Regions from separate parts of the Homo sapiens genome. Here region 2 is linked to region 1. A link is an interaction called in ENCODE POLR2A ChIA-PET data of the cell type or tissue named here. Cell type or tissue: Panc1. All regions are shown on one strand. Each heading gives the region's core, and the rest is flanking DNA. Links, peaks and the distances in the headings are about the cores only.

Region 1 (7,384 bases), core at 1,088-5,087:
CCTAGATTGCTAGTGCCCCTAAGCACCTGGAATAAGCAAATATAAACCCTTTCTAGAAGAAGATAATACCCTGTCCCTCAAAATAATTTTACAAATTGTTTTACAAACACAACATGTGGCACACAATAAAAGATAACCAGACACACATGGAGACAAGACAACACAAAATAAATCAGAAGAAACAACAGATAATAGAACAGTCCCGTATAGACTCTAGATATTGAAATTATTGAACACAGACTTTAAAATAACTATGCTTAATATTCAAAGAAAAAAGGACAAGATTGAGAATTTTGTCAGAGACCTGAAAACCATAATAAAGGACTTGGTAGATTTGAAAAAGAATCAAGTAGAAAACTTAGAAATGAAAAAAAACAGTAACCCAAATTATTAATACTATTGATAGGTTTTATAAAGAATAGATACTGTTGAAGAGAGAATTAGTGAAGTAAAAGATATGTCAGTGAAAAAGATCTGGAATGAAACATAAAAAATTCAGAAAGGATAGAAAATACAGATGAGAGAGTAAGAGACACAGAGGATGAGAGGATCTAACATACATGTATTTGGAATCCCAGAAGTAGAGTCGGGGAGACAAGGCAGAAGTAATTATTTGGAATTCAAGGCTGAGAATTTTCCTAAACTGATAAAATCATCAAGTCACAGATTTAACCCCAAACAGGTAAATATAAAGAAATGCACCTGGATACTTCACAGTAAAACTGCTAAAAACCAAAGACAAGGCCGGGCGCGGTGGCTTATGCCTGTAATCCCAGCACTTTGGGAGGCGGAGGTGGGCAGATCACCTGAGGTCAGGAGTTCGAGACCAGCCTGAAACCCTGTCTCTACTAAAAATACAAAAATTAGCTGGGCGTGGTGGCATGTGCCTGTAATCCCAGCTACTTGGGAGGCTGAGACAGGAGAATCGCTTGAACCTGGGAGGTGCAGGTTGCAGTGAGCTGAGATGGTGCCATTGCACTCTAACCTGGGCAACAGAAGCAAAACTCCATCTCAAAAAAAAAAAAAAAAAAGCAAAAGACAAGATGTCTTAGTTTTGTGCTGCTGTAACAGAATACCTGAGATTGGGTAATTTATGAAGAAAATAGTTTTATTTCTTACAGTTCTGGAGGCTGGAAAGTCCAAGACTGAAGAGCCCATACCTGGCAAGGGCTTTTGTGCTGTGTCATTCTATGGTGGAAAGCAGGACAAGAGAGTGCAAGAGAGCAAGAGATTGCCAAAGTCACTTTTACAACAAACCACTCTCATGATAATGACATTAATCCATTCATTGCCTTCATGACCTAATCATCTCTTAAAGGTCCCACCTCTCAACACTATTTTATGGGGGATTAAATTTCCAACACATAAACTTTGGGGGACACATTCAAACCATAGCACAAAACGAAATCTTAAAAACAGTCAGAGAGGCTGGGTTCAGTGGCTTACGCCTGTTATCCTAGCACTTTGAAAGGCCGAGACAGGAGGATCGCTTGAGCCCAAGAGTTCAAGACCAGCCCAGGCAACATGGTAAAACCCCATCTCTTCAAAAAATACAAAAATTAGCCCGGCGTGGTGGCGGGCCCCTGTAGTCCCTGCTACTTGGGAGGCTGAGGTGGGAGAATCACCTGAGCCCGGGAGGTTGAGGCTATAGTGAGCCGTGTTCGTGCCACTGCACTCCAGCCTGAGTGACAGAGTGAGACCCTGCCTCAAAAAAACAAAACACAACAAAATGAAAAACAAAAACAGAAAACAAAAAACAGCTAGACAGAAAGCAACATTTAGACTAACACTAAACTTCTCAAAAAATATAATGAATGCCTTCACAACAGAAACAATGGCAGGCAGAAAACAATGGGATTATATATTTAATGTAGTTAAAGAAAATAATTGCCAACCTGCTATTCTAAAGCCAGGAACATATCATTTAAGAATGATAACCAAAGTCAAGAAAATGTATCATCAGCAGATTACATGAAAGGAAGTATAAAAGAGTGTTCTTCAGACAGAAGAAAAATAATCCACATGGAAGGTCAGAGATTCAAGAAATAAGAAAAAAGGCAAAAATGTGGTAAATCTAAATGTGTATTACTCATATAAAACAGTTATAATATCTAAGGAGGCTCAAAATGTAGAGTTAAAATACAAAAGCATGGTATAACATTATGGAGGAGAGAGTACTAGGAAATGAGTAAAAGTATCAAATAACACTAGAACCTGATAAATCAAGGATGAGTGTTATAATCTCTAGGTGTTGTGGTCCAAATGTTTGAGTCCCCCCAAAATTCATGTTGACCCCTAGTCACCAATGTGATGGTATTAGGAGGTGAGGCCTTTGGTGGGAGGTGAACAGATCACGAAGATGGAGCCATCATGAATGGAAGTAGTGCCCTTATGAAGGTGACCTGAGAGAGACCTCTTACCCCTTTCATCACGTGAAAACATGTGAAGAGGTACCATCCATGAACCAAAAGGCAGACCCTCACCAGTCATCAGATCCACTAGCACTATGGTTTTGGACTTTCCAGCCTCCCAAACTGTAAGAAATAGTTACCCAGTTTATGATATTTTGTTATAGCAGCCTGAACAGACTAATGCACTAGGGTAGCCCCTAAAAATTAATATAGTGTGCATATCTCCAAACCAATAATGCCATGGGTGGAATAATAAAACAGTATTTTATTAATCCGAAAGAAGACAAAAGGAATGCAAATCAGACAGGACAATTCAGAATGCAAACTATAACATGGCAGCTTTAAACCCACATAAACTAGTAATTAAGCTACATGTAAACAGATAAAGTGTCCAATTAAAAGACAAAATAATCAAATTTTTTAAAACCCCAAATCTACATATTGGTATATATTAGGCATATATAAACTATAAGGGAGAAGTCCTGTTCGACATTGATAACGGCCAGGGTGTGGAGTGGGAGGACCGTGTGTTCTTATTTTTCAAGTAGGAATAACCAAAATGTAGTAATAGGTAGCTTTGTTAAGCATTTACTAAATAACTAGGCTAAGCATTTTATGTGTTTTTTCTCAGTTATTAATGTCCAGCAGGTTTTCTTCATTGACTTTCTCAATAGCAGTCACACCAAAGGCAATGTGACCAGGGATAGCAGGGGTTAGCACCACTCTGTAGGAGAGCTTTCGGACACAGTTGCTCCCAAATCCAAGAAGTGAAGTTTTCGTTTTTTAGAATAAAAACTCTGAAGCAATAACTCTGATATTTAGTCCAAACAAACCTTCCTTCCCACCCTTAGCCTGCCAACCTTCACTCTCAAACTCAGTCAAAATTTTTAATGTAGAGGTCGAGACCCAAAGGACATCACACTGACTTTGCAGTTAAGAGATGGAAGAAGCATAAGCTTTAGAGTCTGGGATTTTATCCTAACTCTGCTCCTGCCAGCTGTGTGACCTTAGGCAAGTCAACTAACCCACGTAAACTCAATTTCTTCGATAAAGTTGAGGTTACCCTACCTCAACTTACTTCATAGGTTGCGTTGGGATTACAGTGAATGAAAGCTCTTCTATCTTCCACATGGAATTTCCCTCTCTGACTGCTGCATGCATGTAAGCCAGCACTTAAAACCTCAACTCTGAGATCACTTAGTCCAACTTCTGTTTTGCAGATGAGGAAACTGAGGCACAGATATCAGCTGTGTGATCTTGGACAAATTGCTTAATGTCTCTGGTCTCAGTTTTCTCATCTATAAAATGGAGATGGTAATCCTAGCCTGGCATAATTTTTGTGAAGATTTAATGAAGAAGTGTGTACCTGGTACTGGTACTTGGTAGTCATTCAATGCATCGTGGCAGCTACTATTTTTTAAATGAATATTCTTATTATTTTGTGTGGTATTTGAAAGGTCATTCTGCGCTGAGGTATTGAGAGCTGGCAGGCTGCAGCCATTTGGTCACAAACCTTAGAGTTGTTGGGTTGTCCTGGGGAGACCTTCCTCACAGGGTCAGGTAGAGTTCAGTGAACTCGCAAAGAAGCGTGATTTTAGACGCTCCAAGGTACATCCACTCATCTCCTCTCCACTCCCTCTGCCTGTTATTAAACTGGTAGTTTTTACAACATCAATAAAGAACTTTCCTACCCAATTACCCCAGACAATAGGCTGAAAAGCAGTTTCGACTATGAAAACTTCATGTTGGGTTCATTTAGATTGTTTTGCTGTGTCAAATCCTCACTTGAGTTCAAAAGTTCAGCTGAACCATGAACTTTGTAATTTCACAGCAGGCAGTTCTACAAATATAGTGGAAAGTGAATAAACATACAATATTTAAGGTGGGCTTGTCACGTTGTATATAATATAGTTAGGAATGGTTGTAGGTAAAACAGCCCTTAATTTCCAGAGCACAGTGACGTATCAAAAAGAAAGAGGGAAATAAAATTAAACCAAACTGTTCCTTGAGTTACCTGATCTCTGAGGCTTCCAAGGGAATGCACATTCAGTGACTAATCATTAGTGGACAAACTAAAGCCAACTAATCTTCTTAATAAATTGTGAAGTCTTGTATACCTCTTGGTTTTAGCGGTGGCTTTTCTGCCTGTCTGGACCAGGCAGCATATCAAAACAAAAGGGTCATGACTTTATGTATTTGTTAAAGTTAGAATCCACGTTCTCATATAACTCAGGCTTGATTTGACCTGGTTACACAAGTGTAGGTGGAGTGAAATTTTCACAGGAATGAGAATAATGCTGCGTTCTTACTTGTCTATTAATAAATACACGCACACTCAAATTCAGTTCAAGAGCCCCTCATTTTGTAAGCCTTGTGTTTGCAGCTTTAGGGTTGAGGCTAAAGCAAACAAGATAACAAGCCTCCTTGGGTTAGGGTGTCTTTCAGCTTAAACCCAGTGAAATCCTCAATACCGTGGAATGAGATTTCATATTGCATCAACGTATGATGCTTCGTTTCTTACAAAGAAACGTGTTTCTCATTGGATTTTAGGTTGCAGTGTGTAAAAGCAAAGGGACAACTTTCAGGCAGACCATCTGGGGTAAGTGGAGTCAGTCCAAGCAAGGTGTTTTTATATGGCAGCTGTTTATCCCTCTTTGTTTACCAAGGAGTTGGTCTGCAGGGTCACGAGAGGAAAGCTACGCTTGGTCATTTGTGGAAGCAGAGAGGAAGGGATGGGGTGAGAAGGTCAAGTCCTGTGACGGATGGTTCTTCATGAGTTAAATGAGACTGGCTTTTCAAAAGCAGTTTCCTCCCTGTCCTGACTTTCATCTCAAAGTTGCCAAAATTTTAGCTCTAGCCAGCTTAGGACTCTTTTTAGAAAAATCCCCGAGCAGAGATGGTCCGAGGCTATGCTGCTGTCCTGAATGGTGCGTTTTTCCATACGAGAAGGTCTTCTTCGGTTCAGTCAAGAATTGATGAGATTTTTCATTTTTTCCAGACATAAATCATCACAATAAATTTAATGCCTCCAACCAAGAACTGAGAACCATGATGATAAAGGGGGAAAGTGTGGGGTGAAGACTGTGAAATTTGGTTGACCTAGTTAAAGGTGGTCTGTCTTTCTGGTGGGGTTGTGAGGCTGGAAGGAAAAACAAGGTTCGCTGCTTTTGTGGCTGGCTGAACTGGGCTGCCCAGATTTTACGGCTGTTTCTGGTTGACCTGCCCTGTATAGTGGCGCTGCGTGTCTCCTGATGAGGCCAGGACAGGAGGGGAGTTGGTGGCATTCTTTTAAAGAGCTTGTAAGATAGTGAATAATGACAGGAGTTTTTGTTCACTCATAAAGCGTTTATGGAGAACCCACTTCAGGGGAATGATGGCTGAGGGTCTGTCAAGAGGGGGTCGGGTGGGAAGTAAGAGAGATTTCTATGGGGACATATCAAGAGAGGAAATCTGGGAATGGAAATGGGAGCTGTAGTCCGGTCTGCACTCTTTGGTTGTAACTGTAGGACAGTGAGAAGGGGATATGGATTCTCAAGGGACAAAAGTCCCATGGCAGTGACTCTAGAATAAAAGGCAGATGTATGAGAAAATGACAGAAACAAGGCTTCTGAGAGGGTCAGGCTGAGAAGGTCCCATTCAGCTTAGGCAAGGCTGACTGTAGAGAGAGAATGTGTGTGTGTGTGTGTGTGTGTGTGTGTGTGTGTGTGTGCGCGCACACATGTTGAGGGTAGTGGAGACCAGCAGAGAAGACATCATTTCAATGCAAAAATATCCAACATTCCACTCACCATGGATTTGTGCTGTGTCCCGGTGACTTCCTGTCTATATGGATGTCACTCTGCATTAGTTTTTAGGACTCCCAACAGCTGTCTAGAGGGAACCCTAACTAGCAGTTACCTATCAATTTCTTTGTATCAATATTCTTATGTATATATGTATTAGCTCTAATCCTGAAATAGTCTTTTGAGGTATGGGCTAGATCTGTAGTTTATGATTGAGGAAACTGAGGCCCAGAGGTTAAATGACTTAACTGGGTACACCTGTCTAGAAGGTAGCAGGGATGGTCTGGAAGCCAATTCCTCTGACGTTAGGCCTTACTTTACCTTAAGGGGAGAAGGATTCACTTGAGTCTTTGGATGGTGGGGACAGGAATGGCTACCTTTGTGGGTAGCCTCAGGCCACCAGGAAGACTGCTTGAGTCTGTGCTTCCATGCTCTGGGATGGATTTGAGAAGCCCCAGTCTGTCCTGGGTGACATCCTTGGCCACGTGGTCTCAGTATCCCTCCTGTAGCCACCACAGGACAAGGTTTCGAACCCGGGTTCCTGTCCAACAGGACTTTGTAAAAAGGATTAAAGCTCTTTTTATTTTTCTTTCTTTTCTTTTCTTGTTTTTTGTTTTTTTCTTTGAGACAGAGTTTCACTCTTGTTGCCCAGGCTGGAGTGCAATGGTGTGATCTCGGCTCACCGCAACCTCTGCCTCCTGGGTTCAAGCGATTCTCCTGCCTCAGCCTCCTGAGTAGCTGGGATTACAGGCATGTGCCACTATGCCCGGCTAATTTTGTATTTTTAGTAGAGACAGGGTTTCTCCATGTTGGTCAGGCTGGTTTCAAACTCTTGACTTCAGGTGATCCGCCCGCCTTGGCCTCCCAAAGTGCTGGGATTACAGGCATGAGCCACTGCGCGTGGCCAATTTTTTATTTTATTTTATTTTTTATTGAGATGGAGTTTCGCTCTTGTTGTCCAGGCTGGAGTGCAATGGCGCAATCTCAGCTCACTGCAACTTCTGCCTCCCAGGTTCAAGCAATTCTCCTGCCTCAGCCTCCCGAGTAGTTGGGATTACAGGCATGTGCCACCATGCCTGGCTAATTTTGTATTTTTAGCAGAGACAGGGTTTCTCTGTGTTGGTCGGGCTGGTCTCAAACTCCTGACCTCAGGTGATCCGCCTGCCTTGGCCTCTCAAAGTGTTGGGATTA
Region 2 (7,384 bases), core at 1,459-5,458, 260 kb after region 1:
TACTTTTTAATTTCATGGACCCACAAAATTTCAAACAATTTGCTAGGGGAAATCGACATTGGGTTGCTAACTTGTATTTTGCCAAACACCTGCCCACAACTATCATCTACTATCACAATCATTTTATAAAAGAGAGGCATTTTAACACCAAAAATGAGAAGAGACAAACCTCAGAATAAAGGGAGTCCTTTGCAAATAAGGATGGCACACACGTACACACACACATATGCACACACACACAAGGTGACCAGATAAAATCTGGACATCTGGACAGGACATCATATTTAGGACATAGTTACACTGAGAAATTATTCGTTTTTTATGTGAATTTTTTTTTTTTTTTTTTGAGACAGAGTCTCACTCTGTTGCCCAGGCTGGAGCACAATGGCACAATCTCAGCTCACTGCAGCCTCCGCCTCACACCCGGGTTCCAGTGATTCTCCTGCTTCAGCCTCCTGGGTAGCTGGGATTACAAGCACGTGCCACCATGCCCAGCTAATTTTTGTTTTTTTTTTTTAATAGAGACGGGGTTTCACCATGTTGGCCAGGCTGGTCTCAAACTCCTGACCTCAGATGATCCACCCACCTCAGCCTCCCAAAGTGCTGGGATTATAGGCGTGAGCCACCTTGCCCAGCCTGTATGTGAATTTAAATACACATCCTATGCTTTCATTTGCCACTTTTCCTACATCTGGTAAACACACACACACACACACACACACACACACACACACACACACACAGTGCATTGCCCTTTTTCCATTTTTCTGTTCATCAGTGAATACTCCCTCATATACTGGCACATCGTGTGTCTTGGAACTACTGCTCTGGAAGGGACTGAACAGGATAAGGAATACGACCCTAGCCACAGTTTCACAGCACACAAAGAATCATAAGAGCAGCATCTCATGGCTGAACGCAGGGAGCACTGAAGGGCTTAGTTGCTAAACTGAATCTAAGAATCAAACTTTTCAAACCTAGAAGAACACACAGACAACCACCCCCTTGATCTGTGGTTTTCATGCTGTGTTCTATAACCTCAGGATTCCCAGAGGTGCTCCAGGGACCCCCAAAAGGGTAAGAGGAATTACAGGGGGCAGGGCTTGAGGCCATTTACTTTCCTTACTCCATGATATGGTTCAGATGTTTGTTGCCTCCAAATCTCATGTTGAAATGTGACCTCCAATAGTGGAGTTGGGCCCTGGTGGGAGTTTTTGGGTCATGGGGGCGGATCCCTCACGAAGGGCTTGGTGCCATTCTTGCAGTAATGAGTGAGTTCTCATTCTATTAGTTATTGCAAGGTCTGGTTATTAAAAAGGGTCTGGCCCCTTCCCCCTCTTCTCTCTTGCTCCCTTTCTCACTATGTGTCACGCCTGCTTCCTCTCCACCTTCCCCCACGAGTAAAAGCTTCCTGAGGCCTCACCAGAAGCTGAGCAGATATCGGTGCCATGCTTGTACAGCCTGCAGAACTGTGAGCCAAATAAACCTCTTTTCTTTATAAATTACCCAGCCTCAGGTATTCCTTTATAGCAGTGCCAAATGGACTAACACACTCCACTGAATCACAACAGTTCTGCCATTCTAGGGGTCTACATATGCTTTCTTCTGTGCTTTAAAAAAAGAAGGCAGAAAAATCATTGACTTATACCATCTTTCCTCAGAATCATTTCTCTCAGCTAGGTTTTGGGTAAACAGATGATAGCCAACATTTTAAATGTGTGTTTTGATTACAATGCTGATTTGTGGCAAATCTATAAGTTTTAGAGACCAGATCAGCAAAACTGCCTTTCTCTCATATGGCTGTTGAGAGCCTAGCTTTGCTTACAGGGACTGCATCTTTTAATGTAAATTTCTCTCCCTTTGCCCAGGCTCCCAAGAAAAATAAATTGATTGGAAAATGAAGGGGTTGGAAGTTATGGGCCAAGTACAGTATCTTTATGAGTGCTTCTTATTAATTATATGAAATCTGGGACTTGCGACACTTGAGTCATTTTTTTTTAAAGCACATGCACTAGAGAAAGAGAATTCTGGTCTTGCATCAGAAAATATTAAGATGTACTTATTTTTTTAATTTTTTTTTTTTTGAGATGGAGTCTTGCTCTGTTGCCCAGGCTGGAGTGCAGTGGCGCGATCTTGGCTCACTGCAACCTCGGCCTCCTGGATTCGAGCGATTCTTCTGCCTCAGCCTCCCAAGTAGATGGGACTACAGGCACGTGCCACCATGCCTGGCTAATTTTTTGTATTTTTAGTAGAGATGGGGTTTCACCATGTTAGCCAGGATGGTCTGGATCTCCTGACCTCAAGATCCGCCCGCCTCAGCCTCCCAAAGTGCTGGGATTACAGGCGTGAGCCACCGCGCCCAGCAAGATGTACTTATTGAGAGAGGCTGTGACCAGAAAACATCCAGCACCCAATGTAATAAAGATTATGAGGCCAGGCGTGGTGGCTCATGCCTGTAATCCCAGCACTTTGGTAGGTCGAAGTGGGAGGATCACCTGAGGTCAGGAGTTCGAGACCAGCCTAACCAATATGGTGAAACTCCATCTCTACTAAAAACATAAAAATTAACTGGGCATGGTGGCACGTGCCTATAATCCCAGCTACTCAGGAGGCTGAGGTAGAAGAATCACTTGAACCCAGGAGGCAGAGGTTGCAGTGAGCCGAGATCATGCCACTGCCCTCCAGCCTGGGTGACGGAGTGAGACTCCATCTCAAAAAAAAAAAAAAAAAAAGATTATGATATTACAGTCTTCATATTCCAAGCTTATGTCAATGAACTGCCTTCTACAGAATGTTTCAAAGAATATCTGACACACAGAATTATACATAACCACACAAATGTTAACACCCACATGGCTAAGCACAGAGCTACACCTAGAGGGGGTCACCCTCACTCTATAGAATTATCTCATAGAAAATCAAATCTATCAAATTTGCTAGTTCTGTGATTGAAAGTATAAAATAAGGTCCATGTCGTTTGCAAACGGGCCCAGTTTTTTATTTAAAGCACACACACTTGAGAAAGATCACCAGAAAAATCTCAAAACCAGATTTTTTGTGTGTGTGGTTAGCTAATTACCAATTGATACCTTTTCCTTTTCTTTTCTTTTTTCTTTTTTACCAATTGGTTCTGACAATTTAGACATTTTTCTTTTCTTTTTTTTTTTTTTTTTGTTTGAGATGGAGTTTCTCTCTTGTCACCCAGGCTGGAGTGCAATGGCATGATCTCGGCTCACTACAACCTCCATCTCCTGGGTTCAAGCGAGTCTCCTGCCTCAGCCTCCCAAGTAGCTGGGATTACAGACACCAACCACCATGCCCAGCTAATTTTTGTATTTTTAGTTGGGATGGGGTTTCGGCATGTTGGCCAGGCTGGCCTCGAACTCCTGACCTCAGGTGATCCACCCAAAAGTGCTGGCCTCCCAAAGTGCTGGGATTACAGGTGTGAGCCACCACGCCCGGCCTTAGACCTTTTTCTTAATGAAATTTTGCTCAATCATCTCACTTCAAAGCCATTCAATAAGAGAGAAAACACTCACCCCAGTATCTTGCCCTTTTTCATTTAGCAGGGAGATCAGCTTGTACGGCAGGGATCTGCTCTGGTCACCAGTCAGGTCCTTCAGGGCTACAGTCGCCGTGCCAATTAATCTGCAGGGAAAACAGGAAAGCACATAGCAGCCTAAGTAGGAGATAGGCTTCCAATGACTCAGGACCTCTCAACCCCTACCTCTTCATCTGTTAAATCATTGAAGTCACTATAATGAGATGTGGGCCATTTTGCTATTAGCCTCGCAGGGCATTTTGGCAGTAAACATATCTGCCATCACTTCTCCATTACAAGAGTCAAACTCTGGTGCCTATGAAATTTCTTTCTTTTCTTTTTTTTTTTTTTTTTGAGACAGACTCTTGCTGTGTCACCCAGGCTGGAGTGCACTGGGGTGATCTCCACTCACTGCAGCCTCCACCTCCCAGGTACAAGTGATTCTCCCACCTCAGCCTCCCAAATAGCTGGGATTATAGGCACCCACCACCACGCCCAGCTAATTTTTGTATTTTTCCTAGAGATGGGGTTTCGCCATGTTGGCCAGGCTGGTGGTCTTGAACTCTGACCTCAGGTGATCTGCCCACCTCAGCTTCCCAAAGTGCTGGGATTACAGGCGTGAGTCACCACTCTCAGCCTGAAATTTCAACAGTCATGAATGAGATAGAGGGGCAAGAGGTAAAGACTGAATAGAGTGGCCAGACACAGTGGCTTATGCCTGAAATCCCAGCACTTTGGGAGGCTGAGGTAGAAGGATCAATTGAGTCCAGGAGTTTGAGACCAGCCTGGGCAAGATCATGAGACCCCATCTCTACAAAAAGTTAAAAAATTAATGGGGTGTGATGATGCATGCCTGTAATCCCAGCTACATGGAAGAATAAGATGGGAAGCTCACTTGAACCCAGGAGGTTGAGCTTGCAGTGAGCTATGATTGTATCACTGTACCCAGGCTGGGCGACAGAGTGAGACCTTGTCTCAAAAAAAAAGAAAAAGAAAAAAGAAAGACTAAATATAGCACCCCACTACCCCCCGCCAGAATCCAGGAAGAGAGAAAAGTAGGACAAAATTCAGTAAGAGAGGAAGGCATTTCTCTGTAATAGAAATGTAAAAGGACCCATAAATCTTTGCCCACTGTGAAAATATCCCCCCAAGTAGACCTTCTAGGGTTGTAAATAGGTTGCTAGTTCACTGATAGGGTTAGCTTGCTGTCCCCTGTTTGATGGTGCAGCATTCAAACGTTCAGTGTGTGTACTTCTCTCTTCCTAGAACTTGGTGGATAATATCAGCCTCTGCCACTTACCCATCTATCTCCTATCATACCTAACATATTGGTACAGAAGTACCCTCATGTCTCTGCTCATGAGGAAAGCCCCCTCGACTCAGGGATTCTTGCCTGTTTTACTCACTACTCTAACACAGTACCAGATTATAGTAGATACTTAACAGCAGGTTCCTGAATGAAGGAAAGAATAAATAAGTCTACATATATTGAGAATTAATACTCAAAACATTTTTATAGTTGGGGAACATGATCAAAAACACATATAGAACACACATTAGCCAGTCTATATAAAAATGTAACCTGTGAAAAAGAGCCTGTAAATTGGGGTTATAACATGAAACATGAATGAGAGTAGGTAAAGCGAGGAAGTTCCTTGTGTGAAATCCAATCAGAAAGACAAGAGAGTCACATGCTTTCAGTATGTATCCCGAAAACGGACAGAAGAAATATTTAGAATGTTTTATTTATTTATTTATTTATTTTGAGATGGAGTTTCGTTCTTATTGACCAGCCTGGAGTGCAACGGCGTGATCTCAGCTCACCACAACCTCCGCCTCCCGGGTTTAAGCAATTCTCCTGCCTTAGCCCCTCGAGTAGCTGGGATTACAGGCATGCGCCACCAAGCCCAGCTCATTTTGTATTTTTTCAGTAGAGATGGGATTTCTCCATGTTGGTTAGGCTGGTCTAGAACTCCCAACCTCAGGTGATCCACCTGCCTCAGCCTCTCAAAGTGCTGGGATTACAGGCGTGAGCCGCCGCGCCTGGCCCAATATTTAGAATTTTTAACTGTTACTTACTTATATCCTGTCTACATCGGCACTGACTTGTACTAGCAGATAACATAGAAAATCATTAGCATAAAAATAGAAAGCTAAACATTGAGTCCTTAAAGTGATAGAAGAGATTCCTTATGCCAAAATATCCGGGTGAGGAAACTGTAATTGAACATTTCTATGTAACTCTGGGCTTTTGGGCAAACATGATAATCAGGAAAATTCATCTTGTGGAAATGCATTTTATTTTAAAATATAATACAGTATATTTAAAAATTAGAAAGTAAAAGTTGTTTCTCAGAGGTGCTCCGGGTACGCCACATGGCAGCATAGGCACATCTTTTGGAAGTGATAGATGTTAGCAGCAACTGTATTATTCTCCCCAATCCTCTTCAGTCTTCAGAAATAGGACTAGATTTTAACGCTGGGGTCTGTAACCCAACCACATAGGTCCAGAGACTTGGCAATATTAATAAGTGCCTTCACTTTCTATGAATAGGATATTGCACAAGACCAGGAAATTGCTATAGCACCCTGTTTCACCCAATTTACCCAATGACAGGAGCCCCCTGTACATGGTTTCTTGGAAAAGTGCACTTTCTTGTAAAGAACACCACACAAGACGATCAACAACTGCGATGGACTCTCATCCCTTCTAATATCACAAGCAGAATTTGTAGTTGGGGCCAGGTGCGGTGGCTCATGTCTGTAATCCTAGCACTTTGGGAGGCCAAGGTGGGTGGATCACTTGAGGCCAGGAGTTCAAGACCAGCCTGGCCAACATGGTGAAACCCCGTCTCTACTACAAATACAACAAATTAGCCAGGTGTGGTGGTGCGCACCTGTAATCCCAGCTACTTGGGAGGCTGAGGCAGGAGAATCACTTGAACCGTGAGGCAGAGGTTGCAGTGAGCCAAGATCAGGCCACTGCACTCCAGCCTGGGCAACAGAGCAAGACCCTGTCTCAAAAAAAAAAAAAAAAACAAAAAAGAATCTGTAGTTGGCAATGGAAAAGAAAATTTTTGCCTCCAGAGGGACAATAGGGAACTTTTCAGCCCTTTTTGGTCAATACAGAAATTAATTCTCAGTCAATGCTGAGAATTGGTGGGAATTTTCTCCTGTTTTGTTGTTGTTATTGCTTTTCCTGCTGCTGTCATACATTTAACTTCTACATGTTACAAAACCATAATTTATTGTTATTATTTTTTTCTCAAAACAATAAATTATCTTTTAAGGAAATTTTAAAAATAAAACTATCTTTTACATTAACAGAAAAAAAGATTGGATGGGAATTTTACAGAGTATGTTTTTAGATCAGTATGTTTTTTAGGCTTTTTTACAGGAGTATTTTTTTTCTCCTTACTTAGATTTTTATTCCCGTGACATACTGAAGACACCCATTACTCCATCTCCACCAGACAAAACAGATGAGCCTCCAAACAAGGTGAAAGCCCCGAAAATCTCTTCCACATCTCTCTCAGCCACACAGCACGAGTATTAAGGAGAATTTATTTCCATGGTTTTTAAGTCATGAAATCAGCAAATTGAGTTTTCAAGAAAATCAAAACGTAAAAACTAGAGGTTTAAAAGTCATCCAACTGGTATTAAATGTCTAAATGCGATGAAAGATGTGGAAACAAACTGGACTTCATTCCTTGCAATTTCATAATTCATAGCCTAACCCTAGGACTAAGACAGCAACACTGCACACTTGAATATGTACTGATTTGCTTCTGCTAAAGTCAAAATGACCTGAATCTCTGTCATCAATAAACAAATCTTAGAACA

Evidence for each region. ChIA-PET counts read pairs that join two places held together with the same protein. Peaks named below come from ENCODE experiments on the same cell type or tissue, not always from the same donor. Only the 100,000 strongest peaks of a DNase experiment are listed, where the experiment ranks them.
Region 2: POLR2A ChIA-PET joins it to region 1 with 7 read pairs; 2 of 35 experiments call an interaction of 5 or more read pairs at or near these places.

The regions. Positions count from the first base shown.
Region 1 is chr10:93,170,075-93,177,458 of GRCh38, forward strand. No RefSeq gene overlaps it. Among named protein-coding and RNA genes, the nearest start is that of CYP26A1, 100 kb to the left of the region's middle. In Panc1, for the core only: no CTCF peak of the experiment used is centred there; no DNase peak of the experiment used is centred there; H3K27me3 peaks cover 283 bases.
Region 2 is chr10:93,427,869-93,435,252 of GRCh38, forward strand. It overlaps MYOF (myoferlin), which reads right to left. Exons shown (of 54, transcript NM_013451.4): 4 at 3,540-3,648. Among named protein-coding and RNA genes, the nearest start is that of MYOF, 51 kb to the right of the region's middle. In Panc1, for the core only: no CTCF peak of the experiment used is centred there; no DNase peak of the experiment used is centred there; H3K27ac peaks cover 3,100 bases.